2 separate regions of the Homo sapiens genome follow, and region 2 is linked to region 1. A link is a contact called in ENCODE Hi-C or POLR2A ChIA-PET data. All regions are on one chromosome and are shown on one strand. The core of a region is the stretch at or near the end of the contact, and the rest is flanking DNA. Distances in the headings are between cores, read along the strand shown. Region 1 overlaps AKAP13 (A-kinase anchoring protein 13). Region 2 overlaps AKAP13 (A-kinase anchoring protein 13).

Region 1 (4,958 bases), core at 1,622-4,121:
ATCACAAGATTATAGTTTAAAGGAGACCTGATACTGTAAGTCACACTGAAAGAAAATATATGGGAAGTAAGTTTATTTCACAATAAACTTATTCTTCTAGCGGTGTAATATGTGTGTCAAGAAAACCAATTTGATCTTAGTTATCCCAGTGTGCACCATGTCAGAGGATTTTGTTTGGGGCATCCACATCACAAGAAGTACACTAACTAGAGAGCACTCAGGTATTCTGTTGTCTGAGGAGCCGTTGTGGGAATCATGATTCGAAAGAGAAGCCTGAAGAGGGTGGTGAAGCACGACGGCCATCTTTAAATATCTGAAATGCTGCCAAAAGAAATAATGAATGTTTGCTCCAAAGAGAAAAGCCAGATCAGTGTATCTGTTCATTTTCAGGAAGACTTGGGTAGCAATATCCAGAGATCTTTTAGTCTGTATGTTTGGTTTGTTCATTCTATTTTTGTAAGATATTACTATAGAGAGAAACTTTTAAAAAGTGGAATGTCAAATATTGAAATGTTGGCAGAGAAGTTGAGTCCGTTTAATGTAAAATTAAGAATCACTTGGCATTTTTATTTTTTAAAAAACATCTTTTTCTGTCCTTTAGCATTTATGTAAAATCAAATGTAGGGATATTGATTATGAGTAATGAATCCCAAGTTTTCTTTCCTCAAATACTAACTTTTCTCTGTTATAGTTTCATTTCTTGGGGGATTTATCAAGTGGCAAAATTAGATGTAGTGGAAAGACTGATTTACACAACTGAGTTTAAAGCAAATCTGTTTTATTAGCTGTGTGATGTTATATAACTGACTTAAATTCTAAGTGCTACTTTTCCTCATCTGTAAAATAGACAGTAAAATTTCACCTTACAGGTTTTTATGAGGAATCAATGAAATTGTACCTGTGGAAGCACCTGGCAAACAGGAGGTATTCAGTAAATGTTGTGGTTAATAAATCTTGCTCCAGAAGACTTGTCCTCAAGATTAAACTATCCTGTCACTTTTTCCCAACTGAAATTTTGATTCTGCCATCTCCCTTTCTTCCTTCCTCCCTCCTTTTATTTCACAAAGCTGTTGGTAATTTTAGTAGAATTTAACATTTGTGTGTATGATCCATGAGACCTTGTTCCTGTAAAGAGCACAAGTTTACGAAGATACTTTTTTCTTATATTGTTCCATATTAGTTTGTTGTTATTTTAATTGTTGCTATTATTGTCAGTTAGCTGCTGCCAGTTAAATTGTCTTAAGTTTTCTTCTTGCAAAGATAGTAAAGGGTTAAGGAAAGGAGCTGTTGGCTACTGCTTGCTACTAATTTGAAAAGAAATGGTGGTTATAGCCTTCTAGGTCTCTCCTTCTCCTTTACCCTTTTACTGTCTTGTAATCTTCAAATCTGTATGTTAGTGAATGCTAGGAGGGAACAGTAGACCTGCTTCTCCTGGAGCCATAGTACAAGGAAAGCCTAATTGGAGACGATCCTTTGCAGCCATTGTAAAGTATTTTCTTCTTTCACCTCTCAAATATTCATTTGTCTTATTTGAAGCAGTCTATTATCTAAGCAGACAGGAGTTGCTCAAGTGGAGGCTAAATGTTTTATCTGTATTCTAATACATTTTACCACCAACATATGTGTAACTCTGGATGGATCACTATATTTAAGTTTAGATTAATGAAAATTGTTGACTGTGGTAAACTTTTCCTTCCTTCCCATTTCATGTGAAGAACAAAGGTAGAAAGTGTCATTATGCAGGAATAATGTTTTCTGCAAGTTTTAAGAGAATGTCTCAATTCCTTTTTCTTTCTCCTCTGAAACTACCGTATCCCATGAACTATATGGCATGTGATAACTTCCTAGTCTCAGACTGGCAGTATATAATATTAGAGCAAGAAGGATCTTCAGATATGACCTAGCGTTGAATCTCTAATTTTTCCATTCTGGAAATCTTGGTCCAGAGGGTCAAACTAGTATCTCCCAAGTTGCTCAGTGAGATAATGGCACACCTAGGAAGACAAAGAACCCTTGATTTTCACTTAGTACCTTGTGTTCTCTGCAGAGAGTAAAATTGATCATTGATGAGTCATTAACCAGTGTCCATTCACATGCTGCTACTTTATGTTCACTTTGGGGTTTCAGGAAAAAATACATAGTAGCAGAAGATGAGCCCTACCCCTATCCCCACACCCCCACAAAAATATTCACTGGCCTTTGGTGTTCTGTTTGGGTCTTCAGCATCCCCCACTAGGTGGTGTCCTAATTCAGAAACTTTGCTGTGAGACTCCAGATGGGCTTCTGCCCTAACTGGAACTAAAGCAGCCACAGTGTTGACCCATAAGAATGCTTAAACAATTTGGTAAGGTGCTAGATCTTGTAGTTAAGTAAATCAAATGAAAATTTAATTCATGAACACAAATGCTATAGCTAAATTAAGATGTATAAAATATTTTTATATTTCATTTTCTGGAATCTTTAATAATTGCATGTTGGCCCTGTGGCATGAGACAGATTAAAAGCACTGGTTGTTTTTAAAGAATCTGGGACCATTTGTGTGGATAGAGGGCAGGATGGAGGCTGCAGAAAGAAAGGAAAGACAATTAATACTGTAAGTAACTACTGTTAAGTAGTATGGCTGTAAATAATAAAATATTTTACTACAGGTTCCCCAAATTAAAAGAAAAGGGAAATAAACTCAGAACCTCCTTTAAATTTGTAACTCTCAGCTCTGGTTTAGATATGAAATGATTGGTTGCTGTATTTCAAAATCCTGGCAGAATTACTGTTCAATGGTTCCAGATGTTTTTGATAAAAACTTGGAATTGTCACATCAACTGCAAAAGCACAAGACTGCAGATTCTGTCTTCTGTTGGGGAGTGCTGAGCAGATCCAGAGGGGAAAGCAACACAGACTCTTTTTTCCACCCAGAGCATTTGTTTCCCACCCAGGGTATTTGTCCTCCAACAAGGAACAGAATATGTAAGGAATTGTCCTTTAATATGCAGAAAGAGCAGGAAATCTAGCTTTCCAGCCTGTGGCACAAAGCCAGAAGTTAGAAATAAAAAGGTTAGTCTTTATGTCTCAAACAGTAATCTAGGCTCTTTCAGAAAATTATATTATTTTGAAACAAGTTTCTCTCTCCTAAAAACTTCCTGAAGACAGACACCTTGTTACCTATTTATTTTGCTTGCCTCCACTAGAAGTCACAAAATATCTGTTACATTGTTATAAATTATCTGCATGTAAGTCACTGGACAGGGATAGGGTAGAAAAGCTTTTTTGTTGTTGTTGTTGTTTTTGTTTTTTGTTTTTTGAGGCGGAGTCTTGCTCTGTTGCCAGGCTCGAGTGCAGTGGCGCGATCTTGGCTCACTGCAACCTCCGCCTCCGAGGTTCAAACGATTCTCCTGCCTCAGCCTCCTGAATAGTTGGGACTACAGGCATGTGCCAACATGCCTGGCTAATTTTTGTATTTTTAGTAGAGATGGGGGTTTCGCCATGTTGGCCACGATCTGGATCTCTTGACCTCATGATCTGCTTGCCTTGGCCTCCCAAAGTGTTGGGATTACAGGCGTGAGCCACCGCGCCCAGCCGGTAGGAGGGTTTTAATGGTGATTAAACCATCTCTGATCCCTAGAGAGACAGATGCCTGGGAACCTTGGAAGCAGGAATCATTTGATTCTAATTAAAACAGAAGGGAGTGGCAGTGAGGAACAAACCATATTGAGGACAGAGGGGAGGCAGCTCTGTGTTCAAAAAAAGAAGAAGGGCGAGTTCTACATTCTAGCTTGGTGAAAGCTTTTACAGAAAAGATAATAAAGTATCAGTTTATCTATACATTCAAGCCTAAAGGCTCTTTCTGTCTGTGCCCTAGACCACATAGTTTGGAAGTATTTGTAAATCTCTGGTCAAGTTCCCATGCTTTTGATAAGCCTGAGCAAGAATTTTATTTACAACTTTTAAATCTCTGTCAAATCGTCTTGTTTCTACTGTTTTGTAGCCTCATTTGTAATGAAAAGCAACATCTGTTTCACTGCACATGTTGGTACCACTACAGAGCCAAGGCTCACTTGGGGCACGAGAAGGGGAGGGGTTGTCCGCCTTCATTCCTCGGATGAACCAGTGAGGAATAGGGAGATAAAACCTTATGGCTTTTATTTCAGAATAAAGCCTGTATGTAGCTGGGGTGTATTAATAGAAAGTTGAGGAAGACGTTTACAGTCTTCTTAGCAGGGTTTGCTGTATTTCCCTCCTTTAAGCTGGTCAGCAACTTGAATATCTGGCCTGAGGACACAGCAACTCATCTATACCCTTTTTCTATATCCGTTTTTTAGCTCCTGAAAAACCTTTTCACCAACTTTGTTTGCAATGTCAACAGAAATGTAGGTGTTAAATCTCTCCTCTCCCCTTCTGTTGTGGTATTTGAGCCACTGCTTTCACAGCCTAGCTAAGGACTACTCTGGACAACTCAAGGAAAATGTCAGCAGCTCCTAGAAAGAGAAATCCTTTTTTTTTTTTAATCCCTTTTTCTTTTGTTTCTTCACTCCTTTCTGCTTTTTGCTTCCCTCAGTTCCTCATCCTTTTCCCTCCCAAATCATTCATGATCCAAGTAAGAGAATGTCTCAGGTGAGAGAATGCATTCTGAAGTAAGTCTGTCCCTGAGAATGTTAGATAGAGTGGGGGGCTAGAAGGGTCTGGAATAGTAAGAAAACAGGCAAATGAAGTAGCAGACCCACAATTCAAGACCCAGTTAGTGTGCATAGAAACACTGAAGAAGTCCCAGCCAGGCAGCTATACTTAGTCGCAACAAATATTAACATACACAGAACTCCTTTGTTCCACTCCTTTTCTTTTTCATTTTCTTTAAATCAACTCCATCATCCCTTCTCCCTCCCCAAAAATAAAGCTTAACTCTTGATAATTTTTAAACTTTATCAGACACATTTATAGCCACGTCTCGATCCTAGAGACATAAC
Region 2 (4,772 bases), core at 1,353-3,852, 140 kb before region 1:
AATCATCCTTTCCTTTAATAACTATTCATCCAAGTGGCTTGTCTATCGTTGTTGTAAAATAAGTACGTTTAATTTTTTACAGAAGAAATGTAGTGGGCTTAATCATGTGCTGGCCATGTGTGTCTGTGGATGCAGCATTTAGGAATATGGGTCCCAGAGTACAGGGCTCCATCTTTAAGCTCTGGAGGTTGGAAGCTCTAGGAAAACTAAGGTGGGTTAAATGTGTTCCCAAAACTGTGATCACATTTTATGTTTATGCTTTTCTCTCCCTTTCTCGAGTCATGGTAGGTTACTATTTGAGTGCCATGCCCTAGAACTCCCTAAAGTAAAGGCACTGGTATCCCAAAAGAACTGTTCTAAAAGATTACTTACTTCTGTGAAGGCAGAGAGGGTGCTACAGAATGAAAATAGCATTTTAGGAAGGTTGAGTCAGAGGTGCGAGTGGGGCATAGAGAGATTTTCTCAGGGTGATAAGGCCCTGGTGCTCAAGTCTACAAGCAGAGACAGGCACATTGGCAGTGAGTCCTCCTTGGGGAAGAAGAATGATCTGGGCTACTTCCAAGACCCCTTCTACCTGTAAGTTCTTGTAATTTGGGATTGGGATTAAGAAACTCCAGAGGCTGGTGTAAATTGATGGGGCACCAGCTGTTGTTTGCTGCACCTCAGGGAAGTCATGGTGGGAGTCTGGCCTGGCCCTGTTGGCTGGGGCCCCCAACAGATCCTTGCTGTGTCTGGGTTTGAGTTTACGCTACACAATTACAAACTTTTTCCAGTGCTGCTTTTTGTGAATCTTTGAACCTGCAGTTGTGAATGAACAGAAATTTGAACTGAGCTTAAAAAAAGGAAAAAAAAAAAAAAAAAAAAAGGCAGAGCTTTGTTGATACCACTGCCATTATAGGGCCATGATTTCTTTTTTCCCCATTTAGCTGCAACACATTTATTTTTCCCTTGTATAATGGCTGAGATTTCTTTAGTATGGAGCTGTGTCACAGTGGTTTATGTATTTTCTTCTCTCTCCCTGCCTCTGTTTCTAAGGCTGGGCAACTTTGAGGTATGTGGATTGACCTGGATGCCTCTTGTGACTCCTTCCCCACGATCCCCTGCGTGCACTTCCTATTCATCTTTGTAGTTCTCAGCTACTCACTGTGCTGTCATATCTGGCGCGTGCTGTTCCTTCTATCCTGTGCTTCTCCTCCTGTGTCCACTTGGTGGAACTTTCCCCATGGTTTGCTTCTTCCAGTAATCTCTGTCTGGACCCCCCATCTTCTAGAGAGTTTATTGCTCCTTCCTGATCCTTGTAACATTTTTATTATTGTGCTCATCATACTGTAATATCTGTTTACATACATATGACCCTTTACTAAAGTGGTAGGAACCACATATTATTTATTGCTAAAGCTCAATAACTTAGTACATGTAATATTTTAGGGGCTCAGAAATGTGAAATTATCTCCCTTTATTGAGTTTTTATGTGCCAGGCACATATTATAAATATATGTCAAGAAAAAGATAACCTAAACACGGAAAAGATTATAGTGTACTCTCCTACACAACTTTCAAATAAACTCTAAAATGATTATAAGGATGTCAGAGTTCTGATTTTTTAAAACTACATTTAACTTACTATTTTAAATTATTTGTATTTCATTATTGTAAGAGTTCTGATTTTTTTTCCATGATAATTACATTGATTTGGTGTTTGTGCATGTGTTTGGCCCAAACTCAGGATCATTTATGCCTTTTGGGTAATCCAGCGTTGATAAAGAATAAATTAAATGAGTGAACGTGGGTGTTACTGTTTTGTCGTTGCTGTTGTTTTAATTTGCTATGTTCTTTTGTTTTACTGTTGAATGTTACCCTGTGTTAGACTCTTCATTTCCTTCATGTCATGCCTGCCTCCTTTGTCCCACTCCCAACCCCTCGCCTTACCCATTTGGGCTCAGTGCTTTGTGTTTTGTCTTGGTGGCTAGTAAGTACCATCATATGATAGTGGGGCAGAGCAGGGCTAACTGTTCCGTATGAGAATCAGACACATATTATGAGTCTTAACATCATTTCCCGAAGTGTGGGTCATGATTCCAGAGCAAAGGATCACCAGATTTGGTCTCCCGATTTCTACTCTTTCTGGTCCTGGGAATGAGAATCAGCCTTATTTAACAAGGCCTTAAACTGATGTTCATGTGTACTAAGGTTCAAGAATCGCTGCTTAAAACTAACTGCTCAATTATTAATGTAGCTGCAAACAAAAGTAAAGCATTCATGAGGGTCTTGTAAGACTTCCTCAGTCCCTTATTCAGGAAATATATTTGGCCCATGTGGTATTTTACTTTTTTGATAGAACTTGGCATCTTCAACAGGAAAAGCGTATTTACTTTTTGTATCCTGGTCTTCTTCCGTTGTTCAGAATTTCTAGCTCATATTCCCAGCCTCCCCAACCAGGGCATAACATTTTTATAGCCACCAGCCCAGGCTCCGTGGGTTGAAGGAAAGAGTTTTTGGATCCTGTTATTTTCCTGGAGGAAGAGCTGAACATTGACTCTTTTACAAGAATCCAAAGTATGCATTGTCATTTCCATGTTAACCCTCACTCGAAATTTTTGTGGGTTTTGAAGGATTGACTGTAGCCCAGTCTTAGCAGGATCCCTGGCCATGGAAATTCATTTGAAGCACATTGTGCCATGGAAGTACCCTGCAGGTAAAAATGCTCTATTTATACTTGGCTGAGTCCCAGACAGCTGCTGTCTGCCTGTTGGGACTGGGAGCAGATGTAGGGGTGATCTGCCCCCTCCTATTTTTTTGTGGATTTGGAAGCTTCCCTGTTGAGAGTGACAAAAACCCTGTCAATTGATGTGGTAGGTATGTCAGACCTGGACAGCTGGTCCTTAGAAAATATGCTGAGATCACCAAGTTAACAGGTACAGAAGGGTTTCCAGTTTGTTATATGATGTTGGGCCTGTGACTCCCCACCCCCCTTTTTAGGGACATGTCATTAATGGTGGAGCGCTTGTTAAAGGCTTCTCTTGTAGCATGTGTAGGTGTGGCTAAAGAATAGTGAATTTGATTGATGTTAATGTACATCTGGATACATTCTCATTTTAATTTTTTTTTATTGGTTCTAGGGACTTTTGGTAAAGATTGTGGATGTCTTCAGTTTTACACATTTAGGAAACAGTGTCTTTTTACTTATTTCCAGTACAGTTGTGATGTATTGAATGACAAGGGACTTTAAAACAGACATGCTGTGTATAATGTTTTCTTCCTGATTAAAAAGTAATATCTGTTCATTATTTGAATAGTTACAATTAAGAAACAGATTATTTAGGGATGAAAATTTCCTGTAATCTCCAGAGATATGTACACTTAACATTTTGGTGTTCGTTCCTCCAGATTCTTTTCTATGATTATTGTATTATATTTTAGAATTGTAGTTTACCCACCAGCGTATTTTAAGAAGTTACCAGAAAGGCGTCTCTGAGTATCTGAAGCCTTTCATTTAGCCATTTATGGATTTCAAAGTATCTTATGTGGGGTTAGTCTCCATTGAGACTCAGGAACTCTGCAAGAGGGAGAAGCATTGGCTTCTGCTATGTGCCTGTCAGTGTGCTTTAATACTTTACCTGGATCATCTCTTCCAGTAACCCCACAGTATAGGAAGCATTATTATGCTCTTTCTGCACATAAGGAGATGAAGATTCAGACAAGTTAAGTGACTTGCTCAAGGTAATACAGTTAATTGTAGAGGACTTGGGATTGAATTTGATTTATTGTCTAGAGAATATTGTATGGCACCCTATTACTTTCCTGTATTGAGATGTAGGTGGTGGGGGTGGGGGGGTTAAGCTGAAAATATCTGTGAGATGTATAAAGCTGTTGGATAGAGACACACCATTTCTTTCTTCTTATTTTTTTTTGAGACAGAGTTTCTCTCTTGTTGCCCAGGCTGGAGTGCAGTGGTGCAATCTGGGCTCACTGCAACCTCCACCTCCCAGGTTCAAACGATTCTCATGCCTCAGCCTCCCCAGAAACTGGGATTACAGGTGCCCGCCACCACACCCGGCTAATTTTTGTATTTTTTGTAGGGACATGTATAGTTTCACCATGTTGGCCAGGATGGTCTGAAACTCCTTATCTGAAGTGATCAGCCTGCCTTGACCTCCCAAAATTCTGGGATTACAGGCGTGTGCCACCGCGTCTGTCCTAAGGAGACACACTGTTTCTCTGGCTTATTAAGAGGTATTTGGTTAGTATATAAACATTTTCGTAGCTTCTGAGGTTTTGCAGTCATTTGTTCAGACATACGGGTTGGTGGAAATGCTTTCTGTTCCTTTTCCCAAACCAATCACACAGCCATATAACTTCATGCCTGAGTTTCTCTGTGGTCCTCTATAGTGAGTGGTTTTTACATAGTTCTTTGCAGCAGCATGAATTTCAAAAATCTCCAAACTTTTGCTATTGCTGATCTTTGTAAACTTTGCACACCCAGCGCTGGTACATTCTGATGATGGTGTCCACACTGCACTTTATGAAGAAAAGACTGATGATTGTTTATATTAAAATGTAGGAAGAGAATTGTAGCAGCAACTTTTGCTTCTCTAATCAACAACACCAGAAGAGACTTACTGTGTGTGGTCAGTGGGGGAGAATGTTAATTTATAAATTGAGATAGTTGTATTAAAATTGAGTGACTCTTATTTTGACATAAAGTGAATGTGTCTCTTTTATACAGCAGAAAACTATTAAATTTGTTTTTTCTCATCAGTATAAAATAAAGT

The links. Hi-C counts contacts between places; a loop is a spot of excess contacts on that map. ChIA-PET counts read pairs that join two places held with the same protein, here RNA polymerase II (POLR2A). Pooled maps may share reads with other maps.
Region 2: a map of ovary shows a loop between it and region 1 (5-fold over the local background). The contact joins two enhancer-like sites. A Hi-C loop is called at or near these places in 4 of 168 maps with a recorded cell type or tissue (B cell, CD14-positive monocyte, Caco-2 and 1 more), 5 of 37 single-sample maps with no recorded cell type and 15 of 50 pooled maps. POLR2A ChIA-PET finds 5 or more read pairs at or near these places in 1 of 52 experiments (B cell).

Annotation. Positions count from the first base shown.
Region 1 is chr15:85,613,965-85,618,922 of GRCh38, forward strand. All of the region lies in intron 8 of AKAP13 (A-kinase anchoring protein 13), which reads left to right. Among named protein-coding and RNA genes, the nearest start is that of LINC02883, 140 kb to the right of the region's middle. RefSeq lists silencers at 2,169-2,218, 2,279-2,328 and an enhancer at 3,997-4,166. Within about 2 kb of position 2,872, at least 5 of the 41 ENCODE cell types and tissues checked have a DNase peak (open chromatin) inside an H3K27ac peak, as active enhancers do.
Region 2 is chr15:85,476,794-85,481,565 of GRCh38, forward strand. All of the region lies in intron 1 of AKAP13 (A-kinase anchoring protein 13), which reads left to right. Among named protein-coding and RNA genes, the nearest start is that of AKAP13, 99 kb to the left of the region's middle. RefSeq lists a silencer at 4,245-4,294. Within about 2 kb of position 2,603, at least 4 of the 41 ENCODE cell types and tissues checked have a DNase peak (open chromatin) inside an H3K27ac peak, as active enhancers do.